Linked DNA regions of Homo sapiens: all the other regions are linked to region 2. The links are chromatin contacts, found by Hi-C in ENCODE. All regions are on one chromosome and are shown on one strand. The core of a region is the stretch at or near the end of the contact, and the rest is flanking DNA. Distances in the headings are between cores, read along the strand shown.

The links. A loop is a pair of places that touch in the nucleus more often than their neighbours do. Pooled maps may share reads with other maps.
Region 1: a pooled map shows a loop between it and region 2 (6-fold over the local background). The contact joins the enhancer-like site here to the promoter of MYCBP2 in region 2. A Hi-C loop is called at or near these places in 3 of 50 pooled maps.
Region 3: a map of CD8-positive, alpha-beta T cell shows a loop between it and region 2 (16-fold over the local background). The contact joins the promoter of KLF12 here to the promoter of MYCBP2 in region 2. A Hi-C loop is called at or near these places in 2 of 168 maps with a recorded cell type or tissue (CD8-positive, alpha-beta T cell and naive thymus-derived CD4-positive, alpha-beta T cell), 3 of 37 single-sample maps with no recorded cell type and 15 of 50 pooled maps.
Region 4: a loop to region 2 is called in a map of gastrocnemius medialis, with 13 times the contacts of the local background. The contact joins the promoter of KLF5 here to the promoter of MYCBP2 in region 2. A Hi-C loop is called at or near these places in 2 of 168 maps with a recorded cell type or tissue (CD4-positive, alpha-beta memory T cell and gastrocnemius medialis) and 9 of 50 pooled maps.

What each region holds. Positions count from the first base shown.
Region 1 is chr13:73,696,810-73,704,362 of GRCh38, reverse strand. The region is part of intron 7 of KLF12 (KLF transcription factor 12); the gene reads left to right. Among named protein-coding and RNA genes, the nearest start is that of LINC00393, 39 kb to the right of the region's middle. Within about 2 kb of position 1,887, at least 5 of the 41 ENCODE cell types and tissues checked have a DNase peak (open chromatin) inside an H3K27ac peak, as active enhancers do.
Region 2 is chr13:77,325,623-77,333,419 of GRCh38, reverse strand. MYCBP2 (MYC binding protein 2) reads left to right here and starts at 6,326. Exons shown (of 83, transcript NM_015057.5): 1 at 6,326-6,946. The coding sequence starts at 6,645. LOC127898562 reads left to right here and starts at 6,432. Exons shown (of 1, transcript NM_001414702.1): 1 at 6,432-6,515. The coding sequence starts at 6,432. The coding sequence ends at 6,515. It overlaps LOC107984564 (a long non-coding RNA gene), which reads right to left and starts at 6,375. Exons shown (of 2, transcript XR_001749930.2): 1 at 6,285-6,375; 2 at 5,222-6,156. RefSeq lists enhancers at 3,746-3,825, 5,847-6,176 and silencers at 6,367-6,746, 6,787-6,906.
Region 3 is chr13:74,131,710-74,139,129 of GRCh38, reverse strand. KLF12 (KLF transcription factor 12) reads left to right here and starts at 4,726. Exons shown (of 8, transcript NM_001400136.1): 1 at 4,726-5,158. RefSeq lists a silencer at 3,230-4,979 and enhancers at 5,989-6,038, 6,069-6,248.
Region 4 is chr13:73,053,531-73,061,127 of GRCh38, reverse strand. KLF5 (KLF transcription factor 5) reads right to left here and starts at 2,123. Exons shown (of 4, transcript NM_001730.5): 1 at 1,540-2,123. The coding sequence starts at 1,800. RefSeq lists silencers at 1,360-1,449, 1,770-2,379.

The sequences.
Region 1 (7,553 bases), core at 638-3,137, 3.6 Mb after region 2:
GAAAAACCGGAAGAGGAACATGTTTAGGTGGCAAATGCTGAGCAAGTTTTGCTCATATTGAAGATGCTTTCAGACCACCAGTTGGAAATGTCCTGTCTCCCTCTCTGGCGCTTAGGAGAGAGACTGAGGTATAGCTGCTTAGGAGTCTTTTCCCTTATAGGTTGTAGTGGAAGACATATGAGCCAAGAGGAACACCTGCCACGCGAGAAGTTAAGTCAAAATCTTTGGAAACGTTTATGCAACAGGTAAAGGAAGAGGTCTCTGCAAAAGAAACCAAGGAAAAAGTAACCAGTCACATAGGAAAAGAAAGGTCACTACGTAGAAATGAAAACTCAGAACAGCCAAATAAAATATTGTCTTTTGACCTTGAACTTTTTACTTACACTAAAGTTCACTTTTATTATGGGATATTTTAGTTCACTTATATCGGATTTCTGGGTGAGAAGGGCTAGCCTGTGTTTGTTAACACTATTGTCTGTCCTGTGAGTAGTAGCTCACATTTGCAGTCTCCGTGCCCAGTTCTGACCAGATATCCTGGTTTATGACAGCACTAATTTAAAATGTTGAGAGGCAGGGTGAGTGGCAATTGAGACACATGCTAACTGGGTGACGACACTGGGTGAAGTGGGGTTAGTTATTGCAACGACTTCTTTAGGAAGTTATCAAAATTAAATGAGGTAATATCCATAAAGCTCTTAGAGCAAAGTATGGTACATGGAAAGTACTATATGCTTTAGCAAATATAATTTTTATCAACAATACTTATTAGAGAATATGCAGTATTATTTAGAGGAGGAAAGAAGGAACCCACTTGGTCTTCATAATACCTAATGAAAAAGATAGCCAATTAATTCAGTCCAGGCAATTCAGTAGGATGGAGACTGGCATATTGATTACTTATTTGATTGAATTGACAGGACCAAATGGACATTATGGAATAGATTGGTCTGCTTGGCCTATAAAGTACCTTTATACTTTAAAATGTTAAGAAAATCGCATCAGGATTGGCATCTGCTTACCCCAAAACTATAATTAATTGCTGAAAAAATAGCAAACAGGATCCATTTTTAACTTTATATTATTTTTATTTCTTTATAAAAACAGAAATACCCTGAATTTTGTAAATATAAAATATCCTTTATTGAGTGGGTATTATTTGCCAGGTATGTAGTGTGTGTATTTTTGAGTTTCCCAACAGTGCTGCAGGAGTAAATGGCATTCCTGTTTTACAGATGAGGAAACTGGGAAACTTTCAAACTGGGAAGCTTTCAGAAAGCTTAACTTTTTGGCCTTGGATCAATCTCATATAGGTGACTAAGCCTGTATATGGCTGTGTGCTCTTTCAGATTTCAAAACCTGTGGTATTGTATGCTGCCGTAAACTATGAAGAGGTATAGCCGCCTGGTCTGTCTGCAGACAAGTCAGGGGCCTTGTAATCTCAGCTCTTTCCCCGCCTCTAGGTTTCAGTTTCCTCATCTTGAAGGTACCTAATTTCCTTCCAGATCTAGATTCTGTGAACTTTCATGAACTAATGTAACAGAAACCAGAAGACAAGATAGGAATCTTGATTCTTGTTTTTTTCCTCATATGCAAATACCATTCCTCAAGTGAAACAGATTGTCACAGCAAATACGTTGAGCCTTGAATGTAATGAAGCTCATTTGTCAGTGTCTGGGGCCCCGTAACTTTATAAAAGTTAAACAGGGACACGTTTCAGAAATGCACTTCTGAACCTAAGAAAATGCCTGTGCTTCCTGTTGCAAAAGGTGTTCCTTTTCAGTTGCTTGAGAAAATAATAGAGAAGCTGATGAGAACATGGATGTTTTGTTTAACACAGGCTTTTTCAAACTGCACATTCCTCTTATGTGCGTTGCTCACACGTCATTTTAATATGAAAGGGCACCTGTCTTTTGTCTCAGTACACATGTACCTTTCAGCATTTCAGATGGCGAAATGGGAGGTACCTGAAAAAGTTATTTTTGTTTGGTGGGTTTTGGGAATCCATTCAATACCTGGTGTTTTCTTTAGACTTTATTCTGCCTTCTGCTGGGTAAATGTCATGGAAATGCACTTAGTGACTCTTAATCCTTTTCTTTAACCAAAATTGAAAGAGACAGCCGTTTTCATAATCCATCAGTTGGTTATTTCAAGAAAAAACAAAACAAAACCCTGATGTGAGTTTTTGTTTTCCCAGAACACTTAGTCTATTTAAATAATACCTACATTTTTATATGCTGCATATACATAGAAAGTTGTATTTAACATGAACTCCGAAATGGAGTTACAGAGTTTTCAGGATGAACAATAACAACCACACCTCCCCCACCCTTTTTTTGTGTGTGTGTGTGGTATGTCGTCTTTTTTAACATTTAGAGGACTATTTCACTTTAAAAAACAGATGCTCTTCTTATTAGTGTTGGTTAACACGTTTCTTTTTCAGAAGTTTTCCTAGTTTAGTCCAGGTTTTTCACAGAACTGGAGAAGCACAGGTTGTGGTGAAAATGGTCATATTCTTTTTTTTTAAATACAAAACCTGGAAGTGGCCTAAGGATTTATCATGGGACATAGAGACCATCCCTTCAGAATTGAAGACCTAGAAGTTAATAAGCTATACACCAAGCACTGGCATGGTATCACCCAGCTAGCCACCCGTTACCCAACTAGTGTCCTTTGATTTTTCTCTTTACATCAAAAATGTAATGTCTCAACTTAAAAACAAAAAAAACTTATTAAGATTTATTGGCAAAGAAATGCACAATACCTTTTTCTGTAAGTTTGCTCTTTCATAGATTTAATATAAGAAACCAAAATCAAAGATTATCAAATCAAAGTAAAGTCAAAACTTTAGATTATTCAGAAAAACATAAAACACATTTTTAAAGACTATTGTCAAAAGAGGTTGACTGTGTACTTGTGAGTTAGACAAAAGAAGCAAAGAAGGTAGGTAGGCTGTCTTTATTTTTAGCTTATTTCCAGAGAAAATAGTTTTGAATAACACATTTGCACATTCCTCTTATGTGTGTTACAGAATTCAAGTAATTTGAAGAATTCTAATTCAAATGAGTTTAGGGGAAATGCATTATTTCTAAAGAAATTAATAGAAATCAAGTTTCTGATCACCACTGCTCAACCTGATGCAGAGTCGCCCAGGTGCAGCAGCAGCCCAGGCCCTGGGAGGGGTCTGACTCCATTTATTGTCCCAGCCAACTCTTTTCATAGGAACATTTTCATGGAAAATTCACCATTCTGTCCCTGCTGCTGACTTCTTAAAAATTATATTTAGCTTTCTATTTTCTAGCAAGTTTTTAAAGGAAAGAAGACAAAAAAGACAATTCTGTTCTTTATGATAGCCTTTCAGGGCTCATTTACACATACTACTGGATATCTTACAAACTTAATTATCTTTCTAATTAGTTTTTTTACTCTCATCATGAAGTTAGTTTCTGCTGTCTTAATGTGTTTATAAGATTGTGTGCTTTAAATTGCTTCAAAGCACAAACATAAGATACAGTGTCCTGTTAAAACACAATGCAGTAGCTACTCAAATTTTTGGTATCCATTTCTAAAATTTCACTAGTCTAAAGAGAGCACTTATAGACTTTCTTTCCTGTTTTGTTTTGTTTTTTTTAATGAAATACTAGGCACTGGGCGTATATAATGAAAACAGGTCTCTCTTGAGCTCTCTGGCTGGACACAGTAGCCATCTTCTCTTCCCCTACCCCCATAACTCAGCCTCTAATTTTGAGGAGAGAATTGAAGATATTGTTTTCTTTTTTTTTTAAGCATGGTGAGAGAATGCTTAAATTCTAATTTTATTAATGGGGCAATGGGAGCGAAGAATATTATGCATAGGATTTTTGGGGGGATCGTAAAAGTGTATGTTTTTATAAGGAAAATTTCAAGGAAAATTCATTTTATCACTTAGATAATTAAATTACTGTTTTCTGATATACTTTCTTCCCCCTCCCCCACATAGGAAAGGTTTTCATTCCTTATTACATGCCTTCATTAGTTACTTAGCCCCAAATAGCTTATAAATTTTTTTATTATTATTTTTTCTTTTTAATTAATTAATTAATTTATTTATTTATTTTTTGAGACAGAGTCTTGCTCTGTCACCCAGGCTAGAGTGCGGTAGCACCATCTCAGCTCACTGCAACCTCCACCTCCTGGGTTCAAGTGATTCTCATGCCTCAGCCTCCCAAGTAGCTGGGACTACAGATGCACGTCACCACACCAGCTGATTTATTTATTTGATAGACATAAGGTTTTGCTATATTGCCCAAGCTGGTCTTGAACTCCTGGCCTCAAGTGATTGATCCTCTCACCTCAGCCTCCCTAAGTGCTGGGATTACTGCCATGAACCACCGCATCTGGCCTAGCTTATAATTTATATATCATTTTTATTGATTTTATTCGTGGAGTAGGGAAGTATCTGCCTCTTGTATTTCTGAGGCCTCTTCCCTTGTTTTTCACGATTGTTTATTACACTTGATCACACTTCACTTGCACTGTTTCCCCACTCTACATTTATGGGCTCAGACAAACCCTTGCTCTACCAGGTGCTGTTTTCCCTGCTGCTTCTGCCTTTAAAATAGCCATCTTAGAAACAGTTCCAAACATCTCAGCTTCTACTTTCTGATCCTTCTCATGTTGTAACCCCACTTCCCAGACTCAATAGGAAGGTAACTCATCAGTGTTCACAGTGGCTATTTTAATACAACAGTATTTAAAGGAGCTGGAGGTGAGGTGGGGCACCATCGTAATGTAGAATCCTTACTTTTGGTTACCAGGTGAAGTATGGAGAGGCACTCCTGATCTTCATACCATGTGACCTTCACCCTCATAGGTGAGGTTATTGTACTTTTTTAATGAGCAGAAGATTCTGAGGATATTTTTAGGTCTGATTGAGTTGGGTGAGCCTTTTTCAATTTTTTTTAATTTTCATTTTTAAAAATTATTTATTTTTATATTTTGGAGGCGGGGTCTTGCCTGGTCACACAGGCTGGAATGCAGCTGCATGATCATAGCACATCTGTAGACCAGAAGTCTTGGTCTCAAGCAATCCTTTCACCTCAGCTTCCCGAATCGCTGGGGCTGCAGATGTGAGCCACTGCACCTGGCTACGTTTTTTTATTTTTATTTTTTTTTAGAGATTGCAGTGGGGGGGTGGGGGGGCTCACTGTATTGCCCAGGATGATCTCGAACTCCTGGCCTCAAGTGGGATCTTCCTGCCTCAGCTTCCCAAGTAGCTGGGATTATAAGCCTGAGCCACTGTCCTCAGTGGGTGAGTCTTCTAAGAGAGTGACTCATTTCCTGTTGCCCAGAAATCAATTTGAAGTATTTGAAATATCATGTGTGTTTATCACTGAGAGGACTGTTAGAATTTGAATCGAGGATCCTAATTTGAGATTAAGTGATTGAACTGTAACTAAAACATTCCCTCACCCACCCATTTCCAACACCCAATGTGTAATATATAATCCCAATTCAATAAGCTAACATATTCACGAAGCTTACAAAAAGCAGAGATGGCCATCTCTTATAAAAATCAGGGGTTGGCAAACCCCTTCCATAGAAGACTAGATAGTAAAGGTCTTAGGCATTGAAGGCCATACATTATATGTTGCAGCTATTCAACTCTTCCATCTCTGGAAAACAGCCGGAATGATGTGTAAATAAATAAATGTGGCTGTGCTCCAATAAAAACTTATTTATGGACACTAAAATTTAAATCGTATATAATGTTTATGCATAAAATATTCCTCTTGTTTTTTCAACCTTTAAAATTGTAAAAGTGGGGACTGCAGTTTACTACCCCCTGCTCCAGATTTTCAAGTGGAAAGGACATAACTACCATTATTAAATAGCCAACATAAAAATGAAAGTATGACTGGTATCATTTTAAGGAAGAAATTAGAGAATTTTAAGTGACTCAATTGGAAGTACAAAAAAAGCTAGACAGCACCTGAGGTATAAATCATCTCTACCTTGCTACCAGCCTCTCACATCCTTGTTAAGATGAGCCTGGAAGTTCTTGTCTACCTCTCCTCCCCAGGTGCACTCCTGTTATGGAACCCCTTCCTTCACTATCTGGAATGTAAAGGGCAGGATCCAGCAGCTTATCTTTTCTTTTCTTTCCCCCTCCCCTCCTCCTTCCCTTTCCCCTCCCCCTTTCCTCTCTCTTTTCTCTCTTTTCTTTCTTTCTTTCGGGGTCATACTCTGCCACCCAGGCTGGAGTGCAGTAACACAATCATAGCTCACTGCGGCCTTAAACTCCTGGACTCAAGCAATTCTTCTGCCTCAGCCTCCCCAGTAGCTGGAACTACAGGTGCATGCCACTGCACCTGGCTAACTAAAAAAAAAATTTTCTGGAGAGACAGAATGTCACTTTGTTGCCCAGGCTGATCTTGAACTCCTGGCCTGAAGTGATTCTCCCACCTCGGCCTCCCAAAGTGCTGGGATTACTGCCGTAAGCAACCACACCCAGCCAGTTTATCTAATCTCATGTTTACTCCCTCACCAAGACACGTCCTTCTATACTACACAACTGAGCAACGCTCATCTCCAGTGAAGATGAAATTTTATTGTTTTCTTTTTAGGCCTTACACTCTCTCTAGCTGGTTCCATAGCAACACAGGAAATAGCTAAGAAATGGCTCTCGGTGACCAACATCCAACTAGCTCAGCTCAATGTACCAAAGATGGATGTATTTTTGAAAAGATGAATTTTATCAAGCTCAACTATGCTCATAGTATAAATTTCAAAAACATGTAGAGATGACATGTAACACGTAAAAGCATGTAGATAATACTATATAGTAGACCTCCAATCTTTCTAAGTTAGGGGTTTTGCTGATTTTTGTTTCATTTCTGTCAAACTTTGGTCAGTAGACACATGCAAATGCAGTTTTGTCTCCATGGGACAACCACAGTGAATCAGAAGTTGAGGTTTGGTGTCAATCCAGGCAGTAGGCTTTTTCTTAAAAGGAGCCCTTTCAGAAAAACCTAGAGCAACCTGGGGCCACAATTAGTCCATCAGTATTTCTAGATTTAACAGGCCTGAACTATTCACTCTCTTCTGAAAGGGCTGCTTGATCCTGTAAGAATCCACACAGACAGCATTGATTTAACAGTTGAATGAAAAATGTTGGGTCCAGTTTGGACTAGTTTTCCCATGTAGGCATTACCTGCACATCTCATTTATAGGGTCCTGTAGTTTACCATATATGTTCCTATGTGTGTGTATTTGTGTGTGTGTGTGTGTGTGTGTGTTGCAGTTGTATTAATACATTCAAGTACTTGCTTGGCAGCTATTCTAGGCTCCAGTGACACTGAAATAGTAGAGGCAGAATAGTCCCAGATCTCCAAGTATTCGGAAACTGGTACAGAAGGGCGTCTAAACGAAATCTTCATGGTATATTGTGATAGGTGATGTCATAGAAATAGGAAGTGAATAATTTGGTCATACCTAAGAAAGTGACACTAACTCTGTCTGAAGTTGTGACAAAATTTAGATGGGGTAAGAATTAATCCATTCCACTGTAAAATAGT
Region 2 (7,797 bases), core at 5,077-7,576:
AGGAAGACTGTGAAATATTTTTTATGACTTTTATGTTCTAAAAACTTTTAAAATAGCTTCCGGTCTAGTTTGAAGGCAAACCTGATATGATATCAAAAAAGAGGCAAAATATTCTTAAGAAAAATTTTTTATGAAGAACTGGTAAATTGGCTCCTTTTTACTTTCTAAATATAAATGTAGAAATATTCATCAAAATAGGAAGCCAAACTAGGCAAGGTCAAGATTTTGATGTTAAATTCAGATTAACCTACAGAAAATGTAAATTATAGATGATTTATAGTTTTTGAATCTGGAGAGATACCATAGCTACTAGCCTTTTGAGAAGAAACTATAGTCTGTTTTGGCTGTTACATGTCGAAATGTATCCATCAGTAAAAATTCAAAACACTTATTGAATTTATGAAGGTAGGCAATGTGTTTTGTGAGTTAACAAATTATACAAGAATGGGTATTTTAGGGAAACAACTATTGTCTTTGGATTCTATTCTTCCTGTCATGTCAAGACACAGTAAATCTTTATTTGTGGACAGGACTCTTTGTTAAGAAAACAACAAGAAAACCAACTTTCAAATCCTAATCTATATAACTCAAATTGTATAACTGTTTTGTTACTTCTAGCACAAGATTAGGACATCCCTCAAATAAGGGATCATTAATATATTAACATAATATTGACAATAATAGCTATGGCCTGCTATGTAGTATGTTAAGCAAGTAAGTCATACAGATTATTTAATTTAACCCTCAAATAATCTAATGAAGTAGGTGCTATTATTATTCACTTTACTGATGAGAAGATGTAGCATGAAAGAGGTAAAAGTCTTTGAAAAAAAAGACCATGACTAATATAGTCATTTTAGAGCCATTTAGTTATATCAGGTTATCTGGATTTGGCAATAACCCTATTAAATATATTTAAAAGAAACATTAATATGACATAGTTGCTATTCTACATGAGAATTTCAATTATCCTCTTACTATTTAATTTTAGTAATAAAGATCAATCTAATATCACGCCAGTTAAAAATGGCTTATGGCCAGGCGCGGTGGCTCACGCCTCTAATCCTAGCACTTTGGGAGGCCAAGAGGGGGCGGATCACCTGAGGTCAGAAGTTTGAGACCAGCCTGGCCAACATGGTGAAACCCCGTCTCTACTAAAAATACAAAAATTAGCCAGGTGCGGCAGTGCGTGCCTGTAATCCCAGCTACTTGGCAGGCTGAGGCACAAGAATCGCTTGAACCCGGGAGGCGGAGGTTGCAGTGAGCTGAGATCATGCCACTGCAGTCCAGCCTGGGTGACAGAGTGAGACTGTCTCAAAAAACAAACAAACAACAACAAAGAAAATGGTTTCTATCCAAAAGACAGGCAATAACAAATGTTGGCGAGGATGTGGAGAAAAGGGAACACTTGAACACTGTTGGTGGGAATGTAAATAAGTACAACCACTATTAAGAACAGTTTGGAGGTTCCTCAAAAAACTTAAAATTGAGCTACCATATGACCCAGCAATCCCACTGCTGGGTATATACCCAAAGGAAAGAAAATCAGTATATAGAAGAGATGTCTGCGCTCCTGTTTGTTGCAGCACTGTTTACAATGGCCAAGATTTGGAAGCAAACTTATTGATGTAAGTGTCCATCACCCTATAAAGGGATAAAGAAAACGTGGTACACACATACACAATGGAGTACTATTCAACCATAAAAAGAATGAGATCCAGTCATTTACAATAGCATGGACTGAACTACAGATCATTATGTTAAGTGAAATAAGCCAGACACAGAAAGACAAACATCACATGTTCTCACTCGCTTGTGGGATCTAAAAATCAAAACAATTGAACTTATGGACATAGAGAGTAGGATGGTTACCAGAAGCTGGGAAGAGTCATGAGGAGTTTGGGGAGGGGAGATGGGGATGGTTAATGGGTACAAAAAAAAAAAATCAGAAAGAATGAATAAGACCTACTATTTGATAGCATAATAGGGTGACTATAGTCAATAATAACTTAATTGTGTATTTTAAAATAACTGAAAGAATGTAACTGGATTGTTTGTAACTCAAAAGATAAATGCTTGAGGGGATGGATACCTTATTCTCCATCATGTGCTTATTTCACATTGCATGCCTGTATCAAAATATCTCATGCATCCTATAAATATATACACCTTCTATGTACCCACAAAAAAATTTTAAAGTAATAACAAAATTTAAAAAAGATTAATCTAATAACTTATAAACTATACTAAAGTTTTCAAGGTTGAAATGCTATAGTTTTAAACTTTCTGTTTTTAGGACAATTATACTTTATATAACTTTCTACATCAGTTGTGAAAACATCCTCTAGGCTAAATGCATCACAACAATGAGATTTTGAAAGAATGTGATTTGCATTCAGATATATAGTATTGAATTCACATACTTAAAAAACATATACTAATATATTTTAGGATAATTTTTCACGGATGAAAATGTCAATATATGTCAATATATAACTTAGGATCCCTGGAACCTAAATTTTTGGATGTGGGAAAACTTGGACATATAATTTACATCTTTTAAAACTACCATGAATAAAAAAGAAAAACATTAACTCATCATGCTTACAAGTTACTGAATATCCCAAGGCCCTAAAAATATAGTTGTTTAAAGCATGAGGTTAAGATAGCCAGGGGATGCAATATGTAATTTATGTTTAAAATAATTTCGATAGCCATGTTGAATTTTTCCCTTCAGCTTGGAGTACTAAATATATTCTATGAAATATACTTTATTTTAAAGTGCAATATATTTGTCAAGAATGCACTATCTTATTACCCTTAAAAAGAGAAGGTCACTGAAGAGTAAAGCATGTCTTCACTCTTCAAGCCTAAGCTTTTTCTTTTTTTTTTCCCAAATTGTTCTCAGCTACCAATTTTGTTTTTAAATTCCCCAATACATTGTTGTACAAATCCAGGAAACAAACGCAGACTTTACCACAGCATTTTCAGCAGTCTCGATGTACCTAATAATATACATACTTCCTGTGTTTGTAGTCTTGTAGCTTTAGTACAATATTAACCCTTTAAATGAAACAACACTAATCTGTCCTCTTATATACACGTTATGGTTCCTGCCCTGTTATTTACTACATCAGCACGGGTAGCTTCCTTTAAAAACAAAATCGTTAAAGATGAGAGTAGGAAAAATGTAAATGTGATAAGAGTTCAAAAAACTGTGGTCCAGGTTTGCAATGTTAAGTGGAAAAGAACGACTAAATCTGTGATCACAAGGGGAAAGATGAAGCCATAGTCTTATTACATGGGCACAGGACAGAGAGATCTCTTTTGCGAAATGAGCATACCAACCACAAAGAATAAAACATACTACGCCCGTAATAAAATGGGCACAGGCAGGATTTGCCGTAGTTCAATGCTATTCTTTGAGGGCGAATGTGTCGTGGGTGAACTGCTGTCTAGCCCATTCCGACACCCAAGCCGCCCAGGCGGCCCCCACGCCCCCCGGCTGCAGCCCTCCCTGTACACACAAATGCACACACGCCCAGCCCGGCCGCTGGAGGAACTAAGATGGCAGCGCAGAAAGCACGGGGGCCGAGCTCGGTGGGGTGGGGAAAGAAAAGCAAAGCCCTCTGTGTTTTTTCATTCTGTATAGGTCCCCCTCTTTCCCCAAACACAAGGGCTGCGTAAGGCATTCGGTAGTAGAGCTCGCAGGAGCGGCGGGAGGGGACGCTTGCTTTGCATACTGCCAGAAACCCACGTCTCCGATCTGCAGCGACGGTTCAGGCGACCCTCGCGACTTGTGACCACACTCTCCTTCACGTCCCCTTGACAGTAGAAGTAAGGGTGACTCCAAATGCCTTTTTCTTTCTGGCATGCGCCCCACTCCCCCGCCATCCCAGGGGAGCCTTCCAAGTTGCCCAGCTGCCAAGGCGGTAGCTGTGGCAGTTGCAGGGACCGGGGAGCGCGCCGTGCGGAGGCAGGAAGAGGAGGAGGAGGAGAAAAAACGCTGCACTGGCTATCAATTTTGAGGAGAGCGACCGCTGCCGCTGCCGTGGAAGGAAACGCTGCCAACCGCAACAGAAATGCCACTCTCGGATACCTAAGTGAGCATGTGTGCGACTCTGCGCACGCCTAGTTGCGCAGCTCAATGACATCGGGCTTCTTAGCAAGTTATCCAGTTTCCGGGTTTTGAGTGTACCCATCAGGCTCCGTAGGGGCCTGTCTGGGACTGAACAGCAGTAAAGATTGAAGCGAAATTAATGAATGGTGGGAAGAGCCCGGAGACCAGGGCAGCCACGCGGGTCAATGTCCACTAGAAACTCTAAATGGGCAGTGACTGCACATTCCACCACCTGAGCCTGCGCTGTAAATGTTTTCTGTGCAAGCAACATTCATTCATTCAGCCAACATCTATTTCCCTCCTGTTCAGGGCTAGACCCTGTGCTAGGAGCCTGTGATGGTTGAACAGACACCATTGCTACCCTACGGAAAACCTAGTGTTTTGTTTAGTATGTGCTACCATTTGTGAAAATTCATGTGCCAAGTTGGACATCCTAGATCCTTTAAGTCCTCCCTCAATCTCATGTAGTGGGTATTCTTTTGAGCATTATTCAGAGGAGATAATTTGCCCAAAGCCAGACAAGTATTAAGTAGCAGAGTCAGGATCCAATTCCAGGGCTGTCTGATTTCAGAGCCTTTTAGCTACCCTGCTAGGTCTTGCAATAGTAATGGGCCCTCTCATTGCTTACCTGTCAGGCCTTAGAATTCTTAGAATTTAGCTGCCTCTACACCATTGTCTTGGTTCTCACTCCAGGGTTAGGGGCTGCCTGGTCAACACTGAGGTCTTTAACTGTGCTGAAGCATTAGGATAGAAATTTAGTCTAATAAATACTTACTGGATACCTACTACATGCAAAGTCCTGAAGTGGCTGAAGGAGACACAAAAGCAGCAAGCTCTGAAGGAACTTAGGTAAGGAAACAAGACAAATACAAAAACTTAACAGGGCTAATTACAGTACTAAAATACTATGATTCCACATGTCTTGTCCTTTGTTCCTATGTTTATCCCACTGCTAATTATCTTTAAAAAAACTAAATGAAATCCATCCATTATTTAAAGCTTCAGAAAAAAATGCATTGCTTTCAGCAACCTTCCACCCTAAAACTAGAATTAATTTACTTTCCTATTCCTTGTTGTTTGCACTTCTCAAACACTAAGGAGGATTTTTTAACATTTATTTTATTTTTTTTTAAGAGAAGGCCATCCGAAGAAGAGGCACAGATATAAGAACTAGTACATAGATGAAAGATACAGTACTGGGATGACAGAACTTATAAATTATTTTGTCAGGACTGTAAATTAGGAAACTCTTCAAATTGAGAGTCAAAGGATAAAACGTAGTAGGAATCAAAGTGCATTGGCACGTATATTTCTAGAGCATATACTTAGATGGGGTTCGTAGGTTAGCTTGGAACAAAGGACTGAGCAAATGTTACTTTTTTATAGACAACAACAAGATATGTGATGGATCTGACATTTTCAGACGCTATACAGTCTCCGTCACAATTATTGTTTCAGATCGCATTCAAGAATTATCTTTAAAAATGTAAGTTTGGGCAGAAAAAAATAAACCATTAAATGACCACTGCCAAGAGATAAAAGTGCACTCTTAGGTGAGTGAGGAGTCAATAAAAAAGAGTAATTTAAAAAATATTATTGCTCCGTTGAGAACAAGAATTTGGGAATGACTCTGGCTTGTGAATACTAGCCTATCTGTTATACTTTCACACACAAAATACTTTCACACACAAAAAAGAATGTGCTAGATTACTACCTGTCTTTGTAAGTAAAAGCTGTGTTAAACAAGCGTAAATCCTAATGACAAAAACCATATAAAATAAGATCGCTAAAGGCACTTCTAATTGGGATGGTTTTCTCTGCCTTAAACTCTGAATTAACCAGCACAATTCACAGTAAATCTTCCTGTTGGCAGCAGAGCCTTGGAGAAGAGGTAGCAGAAGAGCGTGCCACTCCTCCTCTGGCGATGGGCACGTTCCCCCTTGCTTTCTGGTCCTCGTTCTTCCACCTGGAGGGAACCTGAAGTCGAACGTCAGTAGCTGACAGCCTCCCCAGCACTTTCCTTACTCTTCTTCAAGCTGCCAGTAAAACCCGGAGAAGTGGACTACTTCAGATTCCGCACAACCCAACAGCCCCAAACCCAAAGCCCCGAGGCGGAGGGAGTGGTGGCGGAGAGGGGGTGGGGAGGAAAAGGGGCGGCAGTTACTGAGCATGTGCGAGGAGTGGCGCATGCTCTGTGAGGCCGGCAGCTTCCCATTGCGGGTAGCCCCGGCGGTGGTGGCGGTGGTAGCGGTGGTGGCGGCGGCAGTGGCGGCACCGCCTCCTCCTCACATTCCCGGGGTGGCGGGGTTAGATGAGCGGCCCCAGTAGCGGCGAGGGCGGCGCGGGGGGGAGGAGGAGAAGAAGGAGGAGGAGAAGGAGGTCGCTGTCTTTGTAGTCTCCCTGCTGCGGGAGCCAGAGGCCGCCGCCGGAGCCGTCGTCGTTGGAAAAGGGCTGTGTGTGCGCGCGCGTGTCTGCCCGCCCGGCCCGCGGGGACGAGGCGGCGGCGGCGGCGGCGGCGGCGAGGATGATGATGTGCGCAGCGACTGCCTCCCCCGCCGCCGCCTCCTCGGGGCTCGGCGGGGACGGATTCTACCCAGCCGCCACCTTCTCTTCCTCCCCGGCGCCGGGGGCGCTGTTCATGCCGGTTCCCGACGGCTCCGTGGCTGCTGCGGGGCTGGGGCTGGGGCTACCCGCCGCGGACTCCCGGGGTCACTACCAGCTGCTGCTGTCAGGCCGGGCCCTGGCCGACCGCTACCGGAGGATTTATACCGCTGCGCTCAATGACAGGGACCAGGGGGGCGGCAGCGCTGGACACCCAGCCTCCAGGTGCGTCCCCAGGGTGCCCTTCCTTGCGCCCCATGCCGCCCTTCCTTGCGCCCCATGCCGCGCGTGCACCCGCGTGTGTGTGTGCTTGCGTGTGTGTACCTGCGCATTTATTGAGCTTTCAGTCCGCTCTGGATGTCTGTTGGCAGGAGCACTTATCGAGATAGGAGGGTGCGGTGGCTGCAGTTTCTCGTGTGTGTGTGTGTGTGTGTGTGTGTGTGTGTGTGTGTGTGTGTCTGCCTGCCTATGTGGGGGGATAGTGAGGGGTGGTAGGGGAACCTGTGATGCTGGAAAAGGCGATGGTGCTGGTCGGCTGTGACACGTGTGTGTATCGTTGAGGTAGGAGGTGGCATGGGTAGAGAGGGTAAGAGGATGATACACGAAGAGAATTGCAACAGTGGCAAGGGAAGTGGCGTTTTCAGTGTCTCTGCCGCAATGTTATTTGCACGTGCCGCCTCTCCCATGACATTCCTTCCAGCCCTTTCCACCTCCCTTCAATCTGCCTTTCACCAAGAGGAGTCATGGTATAGATTGGTTGAGTTTTGGATAAGCAGGCCCGAGGGATAGGCGTGAGGTTTGCTTTAAAAAGATTTATGAATAAGGGACGCAGATGGAGATCTGTGTGGATGCGAAAGGTGTCTGATAGAGATTTTTAGAGCTGTACTTTGATAACCGGGCCTTTTGGTCTTCTAGAAATGAGGTTGCAGTTACTCTTGTGATCTGATGTCCCATCGGCCATTTCTCTTCATCCTCTGTTCGATTTCCTCTGTTACTTACAGGCTTTAGAGTAGAGAGGGTTTTGTAGGGAAAAGGGGAAAACTGCAGAACTTCAGAATATGACAGCTGGTACAGCG
Region 3 (7,420 bases), core at 3,477-5,976, 3.2 Mb after region 2:
TCAATGTGGGGAAAATGTTATTTAAGTAGGTGGAAAAATAGAGAATCAGAAAGAAGATGAAAGCCCAGCTAGTCAGCAGCTGAAGCACTCTTTCCATTATACCACAAGAAGCTCCAAGAAGGGAAAGATAACTTTTTGGTGAGAGGATGGATATGTATACATGTATGTGGGGTATGCAGGAATCGTTTTTAGAGGATTCCAGAGAAGACAGAGGAAGATCATCGCAAGGTGTGTGCCCAGGCTGGAGGGGAAAGTATGAGGTATGAATATGGAAGTGGGGCCTTTATGTGTCACAGTATTTTGTTGTAACTAATTTGTGCCAACTTGGCTTTGTAAAGACAGATATGTTATAATTAGTGCATGTGAGGGAAAGGGGGCTAGATGCAGAGCTCAGAGCTGGGAAGCAGACATGATAGTGGAGGTGAGTCTGGAAAAGGCCTGCATGAAAGTGACTGGAGGAAGGTGGAAAAGAAGACACATCTGAAGATGTGATGAAGATATTTAAACTAGAAGGACCGAAAACTGTATTGATTGCAATAAAACAAAGTTACGAAATGGCATTTTCCCCCTAATTTGCAGACAGCTCATCCCCCAAATCAAAACATGTTGTTTACCAAGTAATCACATAATATCACCAGCTGTTTGCAGTTATAGGAAGGCTTTTACATGTCTTTCTCACTTTCTCATACTTGAACAGGAAAATTCCCCTTTGCTGCACATTATTGCCAAGATATGACATATGAAAAATAGAGGCTTGAAAACCTAACAGTACATGTTCACTTTCGGCCTTAGGAAAAAAATCAAGATTGTATTTTAAAATTTGTTCAGAGTTCTGGAAATCAGCTTTATTTTCCTTTCTAGTTAATTCTAATCTTTCAACATAGCTTTTACCTCTAAAAGGGACTTCATTCCTACCCTATTCCTTGAAATCGTATTAGTGCTAAATCATCTATGGTTTCACTAATCCAAAGCCTTACAATCTCTAAATGTACACAGATATTGAACAGAGTTTTTACCTTAGATAAATCTGGGTGAGGTATAAGTAATGCTCTTAATACTGTAAAAGATTTTTCTGGCCGGGCGCGGTGGCTCCCGCCTGTAATCCCGGCACTTTGGGAGGCCCAGGCGGTCACCTGAGGTCGGGAGTTCAAGACCAGCCTGACCAACATGGAGAAACCCCATCTCTACTAAAAATACAAAAATTAGCCAGGCGTGGTGGCGCATGCCCGTAATCCTAGCTACTTGTGAGTCTGAGGCAGGAGAATCGCTTGAACGCGGGAGGCGGAGGTTGCAGTGAGCCGAAATCGCGCCGTTGCACTCCAGCCTGGGCAACAAGAGCGAAACTTCGTCTCAAAATAAATAAATAAATAAATAAAATAAAAAATAAAAAAAGATTTTTCTAACCACTAATTTTACAAAGACAGTATCACCACTGGTTGAGTATAAGAAGAGCTGGCAAAAAGTTTGTGGGCAGGTAACACTTACTTTTACATTAACATTATTTCTAATTGTAAATTTTCCTGTTGTTTGAATTAGATATTTTATCTGCTTTGAGGGTGTTTGGGTGTGGTTTTCTTTTCTGGACAATGTGTTAGGTAAAAGAAACTCAATGCATGCGTTATGTGTAAGAAATTAAGAATACCCAACTTTATCTTCTTTGTTCATAATTCATCCTTCTTTTGGTTATCTAAGACTAAGTAAATGAAGTTTTTATATATAGTTAGGGAAATGGGTTATCATTCTTTATCAAAATCATCTTGGTTTTAAACAGGATTGAAGCCACATAGTATTGGATTCGACAGATACTTTCAACCCCCAAATTCTATGACCGTACTTTCTCGCTACACATTCTTTTACATGGTCCTCTTGAATTAAGGATGAAATAAATTTGCCATCTTTACATTTTCTGACTTTTCACATCTCTGCAAACACAGAGGTAGAGAGGAAAAAGGTCTAAACATTAAAAATCCGCACCTTTGCCAAGGTAGTGTACTTTTCCCTATCTTCTTCCCTTCCGTCCACACCTTACTTTTCTTTAAATCTAAATTCTATATGGAGATAGAATTACATGAACTAGTTTGGAAACGCATGCGTGTGTACACACACACACTCCTCTAGTGATCTCCGTTATCATCCATGCTTTGTATTATTTCAAATGTTTTTGCTCTTTTACACGCACCCCAAGTCCACACAATGAAGTGATTCTCTCTTCTAAACCTGTTTTTCTCTTTTCTCCTTTTCCTTTTCATAGCTAGGAAGTTGCCTTAAGATTTCTACTCCATATCTGTCAACAATTTTTAAAATCTGCATCTTTTCCCCCCAATGCTTGATGTACTTTTTTTTTTTTTTAACCACACAGGGTATCCAGACTCTAGATACTAACCTTGACCTACCCCTAGTTTCCTTATCCCTCTGGAATGGATTCTTGTAGTTTGTTTTCTATCTTTCATCACTCTCCTAACAAGCCCGTGGCTTATGCCATAGGAAGGCAGTGCAGTTTGCTTTTCCACGTGCAGAAGCACTCGCTATAGAATATATTTATGGTCTATCCGCCACTCAGCTCACTCGAGAAAGAGCTGTTAGTACAAGAACTGCCACGATGACATAATTTCTTACAGCATCCTTCCACCCTTACAGTGAAACTCCCTTCCTTCACTCCCTGCCCCACCTAGAGGGAAACTTCACAGTGATTCTAGTAGAGGCAAGTTTCTCGTTGAAATCCTGCGCAGTTGTTGATATTCTGCTGCTTTTCAAACTTGTGTTTTCACGTCGTTTCCATCCGGGTGTAGTGGAGTGTAAGGGGCTGTTTACCCTAGGCCCAGGATCGGATCAGGGAGTGGGAGTTGCGGCTGCATTCCCCGGAACAGAGACCGCACCGCAGCAACCACCAACCCCTCACCCCCGAGTCCCACTGGGTTCCCGACGCCCTCGCTGCGCCCGCGCCTTCCCGCTCCCGCCGCTGAGGCTACTTCACTCGAGCAGTGCTCCACAAATTTCAGACATTTCTTCCTCTTCGAAACCTCAAGACCAGGACAGACCCCTCCTCTGAATCCTGCTGCCTTCCTAAGACGCATCTTAGGCTGTGGGACCCCTCCTCTAGGTTGGACCACCCATCCCATTTTCCCCAGAACCTAGGAGTGGCAAGAGGCAGAGAACGCACCAGGCAGACGCCGCCTTTGTTGTCATTAGGAACGCACACCGCGCCTGAAGTGGCTGGAAACCGCCACACCGATGGGGAGCCCAGCTGGCCCTGGCTCACATTCGTGCCTTCGTTCTCATTTCCTGTTTCTCGGCCTCTCCCTTGTTTCTCTTCCCACCCCACTCCACGCCACAGTACAGCAAAGCTTTCTCTCTGCACACAAACTTCCCCTTCCCGGCCTTCCCACAGCCCTGGCGATTTCCCACGCGGGGCGGGCCGGGCCGGGGGCGCGGGGCAGGGGAATACTGTCGTGCCCGGAGCGCCGCGCTCACCTAGGATGGTGAGGAGGCGGGCCCACAGCCTCCCGCCTCCGTCCGCCGCGCGCCCCGCCCGCCCGGCCGCTTCCGCCCCGTCTGCTCCCCGCCCCCGCCGACCCTCCGGCTCGGCGCTGACCCCGCGCCCTCCGAGCCGCCGCGGGAACTGCAGGGCCGCCCGGCCGCCTCCTCCCTCTCCCGCCCCACAATCCCGCGGATCCGCTCCCCGGGGCGCGGAGGCGGGGAGGGAGGGGCTGCCGGGGAGAGCGTCAAGGACTCGGCTCCGGGCCGTCCGCTTCTTGGGGCTCCGCTCTGGGCGTGGGGCAGTGGAGCTGGACTCCCTTCCCCGCCGCCCCCGGGCCCCGCGGGGGTCTGCAGATCCCGCTTCCTCTGCCCCAGTCCTCCAAGTTTGCGTGCTTTCCCACAGAACTGGCGCAGGCAGGGGCCCCTTCGCTGGGGTGGCGAGGCCAGGCGCGCATCTCCGCCTCGCCCCCATTCATCCCGCCAAGGTGAAGCGCAGGGAAAAGGGGCGCCCCCGCTTCGCCCGCAACGTGCGTCGCTCCGGAACCCAAACAATGACTCCCCTGCCTGCCGCGCCCGGCCCTCCGCCCGCCCCACCGGCGCGCGGGGGGCACCGCCCGCGGGGCTGCCCCTGCCTGACCCCATTGTTGCCCGGCGCGGGCGATGCCCGGCGCCCAGGGGCGGTCCCCGCGAGCTGCCCCACAGTCCCGGCCGGCTCCGCCCACACCTTTCCAAGTTCGCTGGCGGGCGAGCCGCGGGGACGACCCGGGCGACAGCCCCCTCCCTCCACTGCGCGCCCCCACCCGGGCGGGTGCGGCGAGGGGTGGGGGCCCAAGCGGGCTGCACGCTTTTTGGGTCCCCGAATTCTCCTAAGCCTGTCTGGCGCGCTCTGACACAAAAGAGGAGACTTTCTCGCGGCTCGGCGCGAGTCCTTGCCCAGCGAGTTGCTCTCCAGGGGTCCCTCCCGCCGCAAGCCCCCGCGGGCCCCCTCGGCCGACGACTCCCCGAGCTCCCAGGGCCATGTGTGGGTTATTTGGGGTGCCGCAGCAAAGTGGTGCAGGTGAAAGGGAAGCGCTGCCGAGGCCCGGGGCCGGAGGGCGGGGGCAGGGGTGGGGCGGGGTGGGGCGGGGTGGAGGCGCCGCGGACCCAGCCCGGCGGTCCGGGCGGGGAGGCGAGGGCCGGGCAGTGGGTGTTGCCTTCTACCTCTGCGAGCGGGGAGGGGTTAGTTTCCCACAGGGGATTTCAACCATCACACTCAGAGCCCGCCTCCTAATCCTCGGGCGGAGCGGCTCGGGGGCCCCATTTTATGGCAATAAAGCGACTTAGCGCCTGCTGAGCGAGCCCCTCCCCGCCGCCGCCCCCGCCCTCGGCCCCACCCCGGGGCTCGCCGGCAGCGGCGGGGCTTTGTTTCTGGGGAGGAGGACCCGGAGCTCTTTTGTTTGGGGGTTTCTTGTTTTCGGCCCCCCCCCTCACAGCACCCCACCCCACCCCACCCCAAGCGCCTCTCCGGTTTCCTGAGCTGCGGGCTGCGAGGGAGGAGAAGCGGCGTCCTGCAACCCCCTCGGCTGGGCCCCGGGGTAATTCGATGCGGGCCTGGCGAGGCTCCCCACACTAGACCGGGGCTCGCAACTCGGCAGCCTCCACCCACCGGCCCACCCTACATTTAGCGCATCATGTGATCCGGGTAAGTCATTTGCAAGTACAACAGTTCCCCGGGTTGCCCCCCATTCATTTCCTGAGAACTGCAGAGAGCCGCTGAGAGGCTCTGCGTGTGCGTGTGCGCGGGTGACGCCGTGTGTGTGCGAGTGTGTGTGTGTGTGTGCGCGCGCGCGTGTGAGAGAGAGAAAGGGAGAGAGAGAGGGGGACTCTGTGTGAGGGAAAGAAAACAATTTCTCCTGCTCTGCAGCTTCTGTTCAGGTCTGTGCCGATTCCGTTTCTTATCAAAATAAACAACCCCCTCCTCTTTTTTTTTTTTTTTTGCCATCCCAAATCAGACCGTATTCTCTTAACGTGTTTTATTTTCCTTCTGTCATCTGCTCAAGTTAAATCATTTTGGTTGGTCTGTGTTCTTAAAGGGGGAAAGTGCTGGGAAGCGGGAGGGGGCCGGGGAAGGGCGATGCTGTTGCAAAGCAAGTAGCGTCGGTCGGATTCGTGGAGAAGAAAGAAGGAGGTTTCTTCCCCACCTCCCCTAATTTTTTTTTTCCAGAAGAAGTTATCAAGTAACGTGAATTAAGCAAGTGTTTTTCTACCCCTAGTGGAATTGTTGGTTGCAGTGTTTGCCTGACAGTTGCCAAGGATGTGAAATAAAACCCCAGGGCTGAACTTGGGGGGGAGGGGGGGCTCGTGGAAGTAGTTGGCCCCCCGGCCTCGAGCGGGGTGGATGAATAGCTCCGCACCGGGACCGTGTGGGCTGTGTGTGCGCGCTGGAGAGAGTGGAGGGGAAGGGGTTAAGGCGGAGATGACACTGCTGGCATGAATAGTGCTCCTGGTGCTACATTCATTATTGTCTCTGGTCGTAATGATGTGTAACTGTCACTTGCTACAGTGCCTGGTCCATGCAAGTAGCCAGGGGCTGGCCGGTGGCTGTTATTTTCAATTACGGGGGACCTGGCCGGAGTTGACAAGGGGCAACTTTGTACGTCCACCCGGGCCGGGAACCCGCAGAGCCGGCCTGGGAGCCACTTCTTGCCTCAGAAGCTCACTCTGAGGGTTCAGACTTGACCTCCGCGACATTAGTTGGTGTTCACGTTAGATGCTCCCCTACGGGGAGAATCAGTCCTGCTTTTGTTGGGTAGCGAGCTGTCTGCAAGAACTTTGAAAACTTTTATCTTTGGGGAAAAGGGTGGGGTGCACTCAACAGTTTTGTTTCGCAGTGCATTTGAGGCAAATGCTTGGAAAAAGTACCAATTCCTTTGTTATATGCCCTGCAGCTTCCCAACCCCCTTCACCCTGCGCTTCGAGTTTTGCATACTTTAATAGTAATAGTCTTATTTCAGCTGATAAAAGCTGACTGTGTTGAGTTAAAGAGTATTAATACAACGGAATGTGTAATCTGGATAAACAGTTTGCGTAGTTAGTATTGTCAGCACTCTAATTTAACTGTATAGATGGCTAAAGTGTCGTTCTGTATGGATTGTTTTAGATAATTCCACTGGCTAATGGAATTCTCGGCGAGCACTCTGATATTTTATTTTACACCAGCGTTAAGATTCTCTGTTTCCCTGTAACATCGGAGAGACGAGCAACTCTATTTACATTTAGTGCGTGTGCATCTAGTGACTTCGGTAGACATCTGCCAATCAAATACACGTCATTCTGCAAAACCACCTAGACGCCTCCATGCCCTTTTCTTACTGGACGATAGAGTTGTTTAGATAAGTAAATGCTTTGAAATAAATTTGGTGGCTTTTAGCAAGAAGCAGCTTGTGATGGGAATAGGAGTGGTCACTTTGAGGAGTGGGTGTATACCGTCTTCTAAGAAACGCTTTTAGAACTGACATTTATTTAAAACAGTGGACCCCCCCTCCCTCAAGGAAAAAAGCTTGCTTGTGCTATTCTCAGACCTCATTCACATGTTGTGTGCATTTTTTAAGACCACATAGAAATTGGTTCCGATAAAGGAGTATACTTTTAGGTTAGAAAATTTCAAACTGTAGAAGCATAGTGGAAATAGGATGTTGAAGGACAGACGTTTCAGTTGGGTAAGTTATATCTTTATTGTTGCAGACGGGTCTTGATACTAGATTGAATATATTAAGCTCCTTTGAGTTGGGGAAAGAGCAATTTGAGCATATAAAAATTAGGAAAGCAGTTTATTATTCTGCCAATTTAATAACTATTATGAAATGTACTGGGAAAATTTGAAATTTGAAATGTTTTCACATAAAATTTTCATAATTTTGAACTAAGACCATGTAACCAACATGGCTATGTCAGGTTAAACAAA
Region 4 (7,597 bases), core at 874-3,373, 4.3 Mb after region 2:
TTACCTAGGGGAAAATCACTCCCTTGGTAGAGTGCTGCTAAGGAGCCCGTGGGTGGGGAGGCTGCTGTATCCCTAGCACAGTCATCAGCAAAACATTTATCATGTCCTTCTCAGTGGGCCAATGCTACATTCCCCCCTACTCTGTAAAAAGCTCAGTCATCCCTTATCTTCTTAGTGCCTCCAGAGCAGAAAATTGACAAACTGAAATAACCAAATACTTTTCAAACGGTGATCTCTTTTCTAGGCTATAAACCAGCTTGTAACAAGTCGCCTCAAGCCTTTTCCAGCTATCTTCTCTCCTAGTATAACTTAAGCCTACATTTTTTAACACTGAAAAGGAAATTTCGAAAGATAAGAAAACCAACTAGATGGAATGGCGCATATATTAGCTGTGGCACCTTAACAGGTAAATAAGACAGTCATTTTCTGCTACTACTTCATTTCAAATGCGTTTCATCTCGGACCTTGGTGTGGATGCGGACGGGGTTTCCCGGATAGACATGATTTAAAAATAAAAATTAACGCTCTCATCATGTGAGTCACATCTCTGACAAACGCCACTGCCCTCTCACAGCAAGACCCTGGCAGACCCCACGGAGTAGGCGCTGGGTAGCAAATATACGACACGCCAAAGAGCTACTAAATGAAGTGTCTTGAAATAAACTGAACTAAACCCTTTCGTGCACTGCGCTCCCGCGGCGGTTAGTGGTTTCTGATTTTAGCTCTTCCAGCTGTTTGCATGTGGGTATGTTTCCAATTTTTTTTTCCTTGGGACAGGCTAAAAGTCCCGGGAAGTTTTTTCTGGGCTATATGACTCCCTGCGTGGGCGAAAGAAACAGGCGGTTGCTCTAATTCGGCTGCTGGGCAAGTGTAAAAGCCAACTGCCAGCTTTCAACGCGGCTCCGGGAGGAAATTTACGTGCACACGAAGAAAACAACACCCCCGGTCTTTTTTTTTTTTTTTTTTTTTTAAGGAAAAATAAGCGCTCCGACACAACCTTAGCTTTCCTAACTCTCATTTTCCAAACGCGGCCCGCAATCGCTTCTAAAGCAGGTTGAGCCACCGGGTATGAAACCTTGGGGAACCTCTCCCCAGCACCCCAATTTGCGTTTCTACTTAACCCGAGACGATGGGGATGGGGGGGAGGGCTCCAATGCCTTGGCATTGGAGAGCGGTACAGGCGAAGGCGTAATTTAAGTAAAACTGAGCGTAAGGTACAAGGTTTCGTCCCTCAAGTGTAAGAAAAACAACTAAGGTGCGCGTGAGCACCCAGTTCCCTCCCTCTTACCTCTCCCAGGCCGACCCGCCGGGGCAGATTCCCCTCCATCCTTCCCACCCCCGGCCCCCCCCCCCATTTACTCTCAGCGAAACGCGGGGCCCCGGCCAGGCGTGCAGGGCGGGGCTGCCCACCCAGCACCGGCTCCGGTGCGCCCCGACGCACGCCCCAGCCTGGAGCGGCCCCTGTCGCCCGCGAGTCGCAGCAACGGGACACGCCCGAGCCCGGGAGTGCTGCGGTGGGAGGGGAGCGGCTCTTCCTACCTGGACCAGGTCCTCTGGAGGCAGCCGCGGGCCGGTGGCGGGCGGCTGGGCCGGCTGCGGGGCCTGCGCGGGCGCGGGCTGCGCCTGCGGGCGGTGGTGCGCGTGCTTCAGCTCCTCGCCGGGGAAGAGCGCCGCGTCGCGGGCCGGATTCGCGGCGCCCAGCACCGGCTTGAGCTGCGCGAACACCGGCTCGTCCTGCGGCGCCGGCGGCTGGGGCACGGGTCCCAGGCGGGCGCTCATGCTCAGCACCCTTGTAGCCATGGGCACTCGGGGGCGCAGCTCCAGGCGCGGGTCGGGCGCACTTCCCACCTCGCCCACGCTGGCTTGGGTCGGCGAGCTCAGCGCGGGGCTGCCGGCGGAGGAGGGGAGGTTTCGGGTGGACTCCTCAGACAGCGGCAGGCAGTTTTCGAAGGCGCGCACGAAAAGCAAAACTCTTCCGCTCTTCCACACGTAAACGCCAACGTCCTCCGGGCGGCCACTTTCTCCCGCCCCGCCCCACCGTGCTCTCAGGCTCTCCGGAGCCCGCTCCCGCCACCGCCGACCTCCGCGAGAGAACCGCGAGCGCACGTACCTGCCCCGCGACTACTGACACTTGACGCCCGCCTCTATTTCACCCAACTCCGGGGGGGCGGGGCCCGATCGCCTGATTGGCAGCGCCGCCGCGAATCCCGAGGCCCCGAGGCCGGCCAGGCCTGAGCGGCCAGCCTATGAGCAGGGAGAGAGGCAGCCAGGGCCCCGCCTCCGTCGGCCCGACCGCACCCCTCTCGGGCCACGAGCTTCGCGCGCAGGGCGGCCGCGCAGTTTGTACACAACTTCTCTGACAGATTGGGCTGGCGGAGCCGGGGGCGGAGGGAAGTAGCGGAGCGGGTGGAATCTGGGAAGAGGGGGAATTAGGGTGGAGACGCGGAGGGAGATCTCTTCGCACTGTTCTCTGCCAGGATTAGGAAGAAAAAGAGTATTGCACGTCTTAGGTGTTGTGCAAGGACCTGAAACTCAAAAGCTGAAACCCAGAAGGCAGCTAGGTAGGGGCGCTGAGGCTTTTAGAGATTTGTCTAATGAGTGTGTACTTTTAAATATCCAAAATGTACTTCTCTTTAGCAGAAAACTAGGGGCGGTGTGATAAACAAATTTAAAACAGCTCTTGTCCCTGTGTATCTTTAGCAGTGAGTGTATCCGTTTAACAAGGCAAATTCAGAATGCCTGAATAAAAGATTTGATGGCAAGCGTTTTTTCAGATCCTTGCATAAAAGCCTGGGTTTTTCCCACTCCTTCAGGATTTTAATTGCTAGACGTTTTCCCACACATTTCTACTTCCCATCCGTGTGTGGGGAGGAGGGCTTGGGCCATATGAATTTTGAAGTTTCTAATATTTAAGCCGTGTTGATTCTAGCCGAAGCATGGAATCTAATTTAAGCACGACTAGCTCAAACGTGTATTTAAATAGACATTACATCTTTGACTTATTTTTGCTAGCACTGTATGTTCAAAAAATGGACTTTAATATTTACAAAGCAGAAACCTAGCACATTTACCTCACATTGTGGCACCTTTTCCTACGAAGAGACAATCAAAAAGCCGCAAACATAGACACAGAGCAGCTCTGAAAACTGGGAATCCAAATTTGTTGGAAAGTAATAGCCAAATATATTACCATCCATTTACTATGTTGTTATAATGGGAGGGTGAATTTTTGCCAGCAATCACCTAAGGAAACCACTTCCCTTAATCCTTAATGTTCTTGTACATGATTTTATCTGGCTTATTGGGAGGACGGAACAATAAACTGCAATAAAAATGCCTGTGATATTACTACAAATGTACATATGTTGACACACAATATACCATTAGACAGTTTTACATATACCACAGCCTATTCATCACTTCAGAGTAAAACAGCTTTAAAAAAAAGTCTTGGATAAAAACGTTCACTTCAAAGAGTGTATCTATCAAAGGTATGGATCTCATTTTCAATGGGTAGAAAATTAATATGCACATAAAGAAATGTATTTATTATTAGAAAATATAAAATTATGCTGTAAACTGGGTTTTTCTCCTTTTCCTTCTCTTCCTGTTGACACATGATTCATTTTTATAGCTGTGATCACTGCCTTCAGAGAATGGCTGATGACTACTTTCATGTTATCAAAGTATTATTTAATAAGTGCTTTTGCAAGTTTTTCTCTAACCAAGCAGCCCCATGCTGTCCATCTTCATCTTTAAAAAGCTGTCCTGCTTTTCTCTAATGTAAAACCTATCATGTAATTAATTAGCTTAGAAACAGATTATAGAATTAGGATGGGATTTAATGTAACTCTTTTAAAAAATTGAGCTTTGAAAGATTTTTAGTTACTTAATTCTGATAACATCAAACCTAAATGTGATGTAGATAATTCTTAATAGAACTTTTGTGCTCTTGTAACTTTAAGCTAAATCTAACTTAGATTTAATACATTCGGTAGCTGTATCTTAATGTGCTTTTAAACCTATCTAGACCTTTCCTTTTGTCTTTTTACGAGAGCTTCAGTGGCCCGGTCTTTCAACCTAAGTTTTCACTGCAATAAAATCCATGTATTTTACTGGAAATGCTTCTATAATTTCACACCACTTTTTAACATGCTTTCATTTACAAAAGCTTTTTCATTGCAAAAAAAAAACCATACAACTAAGTTTTTAATATTTTTAGTCTTGTTAATTTTTCATATTTCCACTTTTCATAATATAGATATGAAGCTAGCGTTGGGGTTCTTATAGTAACTGAATATATTCCTTTTTGCTCCAATACAGTAGCAGGTTTTAAAATTCCATTTTGGGCATAAAGATTCATGAAATAGGGCTGCCACTTTTAAGTAATAGTTTCTCTGAAATGCCCTGCTCTGCAGTCTCACAGAAAATAACTAGCTTAGCACTGTACAATAGTACGGAAATTGGAAAGTAATCCTTTTCGGAGACATTTGCCATGTGATTCTGAACATATAAAGAACATGTTCGACCAAGTTTCCTTGCTGTTGCTTTTAACATAAATGCTACAGCTGCAAACCTGTTTCACCGACTTAGTAAAAAGGGTTAAAACTTGATAAATATTTTTCAAATGTTCCAGGTTCTACATTGGCTTGAAGCCAGACAGTGTGAATGGACAGATCCTCAATTACTTTGAACTTTCTAGTTCTTTGCATTCCTTCCCGCTTAGTAGTGCTGTACCATTAGGGAAGATAGGAGAAAACAAAAAACAAATGTCAGGTTTCAGAAATCAATTAGTGGCCTGGCAGTGGTGTGTTAACTGAACTGTGCCAAAACAGGGGATTCTGAGGGAATGAAATAAAAATGTTGAGTAGTCAAGTTAGGTAGGAGGGTAAGCATAGAAGCAGTGTGCATGCTTAAGTCCTTAGTCACTGGGCAACACAGATTTAGTCTTAGAATAAACCATAAGTGTCACTATCTTTACGGGAATAAATACGGATGAATATGCGGGGGCTGAACAGGCATTCAATGTTGGGGGAGGGGGTTTGAAGGAGGCAGTGGAAAAAAATAGATAAATAGCTTCTGAATGATGAGATGAGGGAAATATGAAGCTATCACTAGGGCAATGTTCACACAACGACACGGCAAAAGGAATATCTAAATTCAGTTGTTTGGCAAATCTAAATTCAGTTGTTTGGCAAAAACGTCACAGCTTGAAATTAAGAGGTATAGAGTATCACAGCCAACAAAACTGTATTCACTTTGAGTAGAAAAATATTCATAGAATATTTATTTCTGCCAAATCAGTATCAAATTGCCAAGTGATCTTGGGCCACAGAAAAAAGAACAAGAATAAAAATGAAAAATAAAGCTTTATACGGGAGCACACTCTTCTCTAGGGTAAGATTATTTAATTAAAGTGACTTTTTGGTAGTCATTGATTGCACACCCCTGTTAGAATCTGTATCAGTGAAAACTTAAAACTATTGTAATTATTGTCCTCTCCAACATTTCACATCTGTAGTCTTTGTATTTTTTCATTAATGGCAACCACCTAAAGCCACACATCAGAAAAAAAGTCATTAAGGAAATAGCCTGATAAATAGAAGCTTCAACTGAGATTAGTTGGAATTTAAAGCATTTTGACTCAAAAGATTACGAGACAAGAGAGAAGATGCTCTGTTCATTGCTTTTGTGATGAAAAAATATGCAGTTTAAATAAGACTAAATACTTCTATTTATATTAATTAAAATTATGTCTTAAGACAACAATTTAATATTTTATTTTTGTAATGTCTCTTGCCTCCAGTTCTTAAGAAATTACATTTTATATTTCAGTTTGGATTTTTAAATGTGTTCTTCTTAAAATATTTCATAAAACTCCCTTTATGCACTTATTCCTAAGGGTACTATAATTTATCTAGCCTAATTTTAAAACTCTAATAATATCCAAAAAAACAGGAGAGTTTTACCTTTTGGAGAGACTGGGATTGCTTTTTCCACCTTGTTAGTATAATAAGTAGACAAAAGTGACATAAATATAAATGCCTGGAACCAAGTTATAGGCCAAGCGTATTGTAGCTTAAACTGCACAGTATTTAAATTCTGACTCGAAACATGATAGGCAAGGTTAAAAGAAAGGTCTGAGCTAAAGTGGTTACACCAAACAATCTTTTAGAACATTAGGGAGGTCTCATCATCAGCATCACAATGGGCAGTGTTTTGAGCCGATTGCTGTTCATGTTATGACAAAAGCTGTAATGTACCAGGCTGTGGGGAACACCCTGTGAATGCTCAAATGAACCGTGCATGGGTCACACGGAAATACTCTTTTAGATGTTGATTTATAGATGAAGTGTGTAAAAGTAGTGCTAAAAGCAATGTGAGTTCTTCATGCCTTAACTTCCATACACTGTTGATGGTTGTGTAAACTTTAAAACTTTGGGGAAGGACAATTTGACAATAAGTATGAAAAAGGCTAAAATGTAAATAACTTTGAAAATGATAGATAATTCCTCTTCTAGGAAAGGTGTATGTGTATATATATACACACACACACATATATATACACATATATATATATATATACACACACACATATATCTTTATATATAAAATTGGGCCAGGCATGGTGGCTCACACCTATAATCCCAGCCCTTTGGGAGACTAAGATGGGAGGATTGCTTGAGGCCAGGAGCTGGAGACCAGCTTGAGCAACATAGTGAGACCCTATCTCTACAAAAATGTTTAATATTAACCAGGCATGGTGATGTATGCCGGTAGTCCCAGCTACTTGGAAGGCTGAGGCAGGAGGATTACTTGAGCCCAGGAGTTCAAGGTTACTGTGAGCTATGATCACACCACTGCACTCCAGCCTGGGTGACAGAGCAAGACCCTGTCTCAAATAATAATAATTAATTTAAATTAAAATAAAATTGGAAATAACCTAGGTTAGGTGTCCAACATTAGGGGAGTAGTTAAGCAATACATCCATACCATGGCTACTGTTATGCCACCAAAAAGTTGAGTAGTTGGAAAAAAAGGGGAAAAATTCTTATTATTAAGGAACATTTAGTGACATGGGAAAACATTCATGCTATGTATAGTCAAAGAAAGGGGTTTTATAAATATGTACCCACAAAGATGAAAAGAAAATACCAAACATGGATGTATTTTGGTGGCCCTCGTTAGATGGTTATATTATAGGTTACTGCTGGGCGCGGTGGCTCACGCCTGTAATCCCAACACTTTGGGAGGCCAACACGGGTAGATCACCTGAGGTCAAGAGTTCGAGACCAGCCTGGCCAACATGGGGAAACCCTGTCCCTACTAAAAGTAAAAAAATTAGCCGGGCATGGTGACGTGCGCCTGTAATCCCAGCTACTCAGGCGCCTGAGACAGGAGAATCACTTGAGCCCGGGAGGCAGAGGTTGCGGTGAGCTGAGATTGCACCACTGCATTCCATCCTGGGTGACAGAGCAAGACTCCATCTCAAAAAAAAAAAAAAAAAAATTATGGGTCATTATTCACTTCTGGATACTTTTCAGTATTTTCTAGATTTTCTACAATTGCTATGTATTCCATTTGTAATCAGAATAAA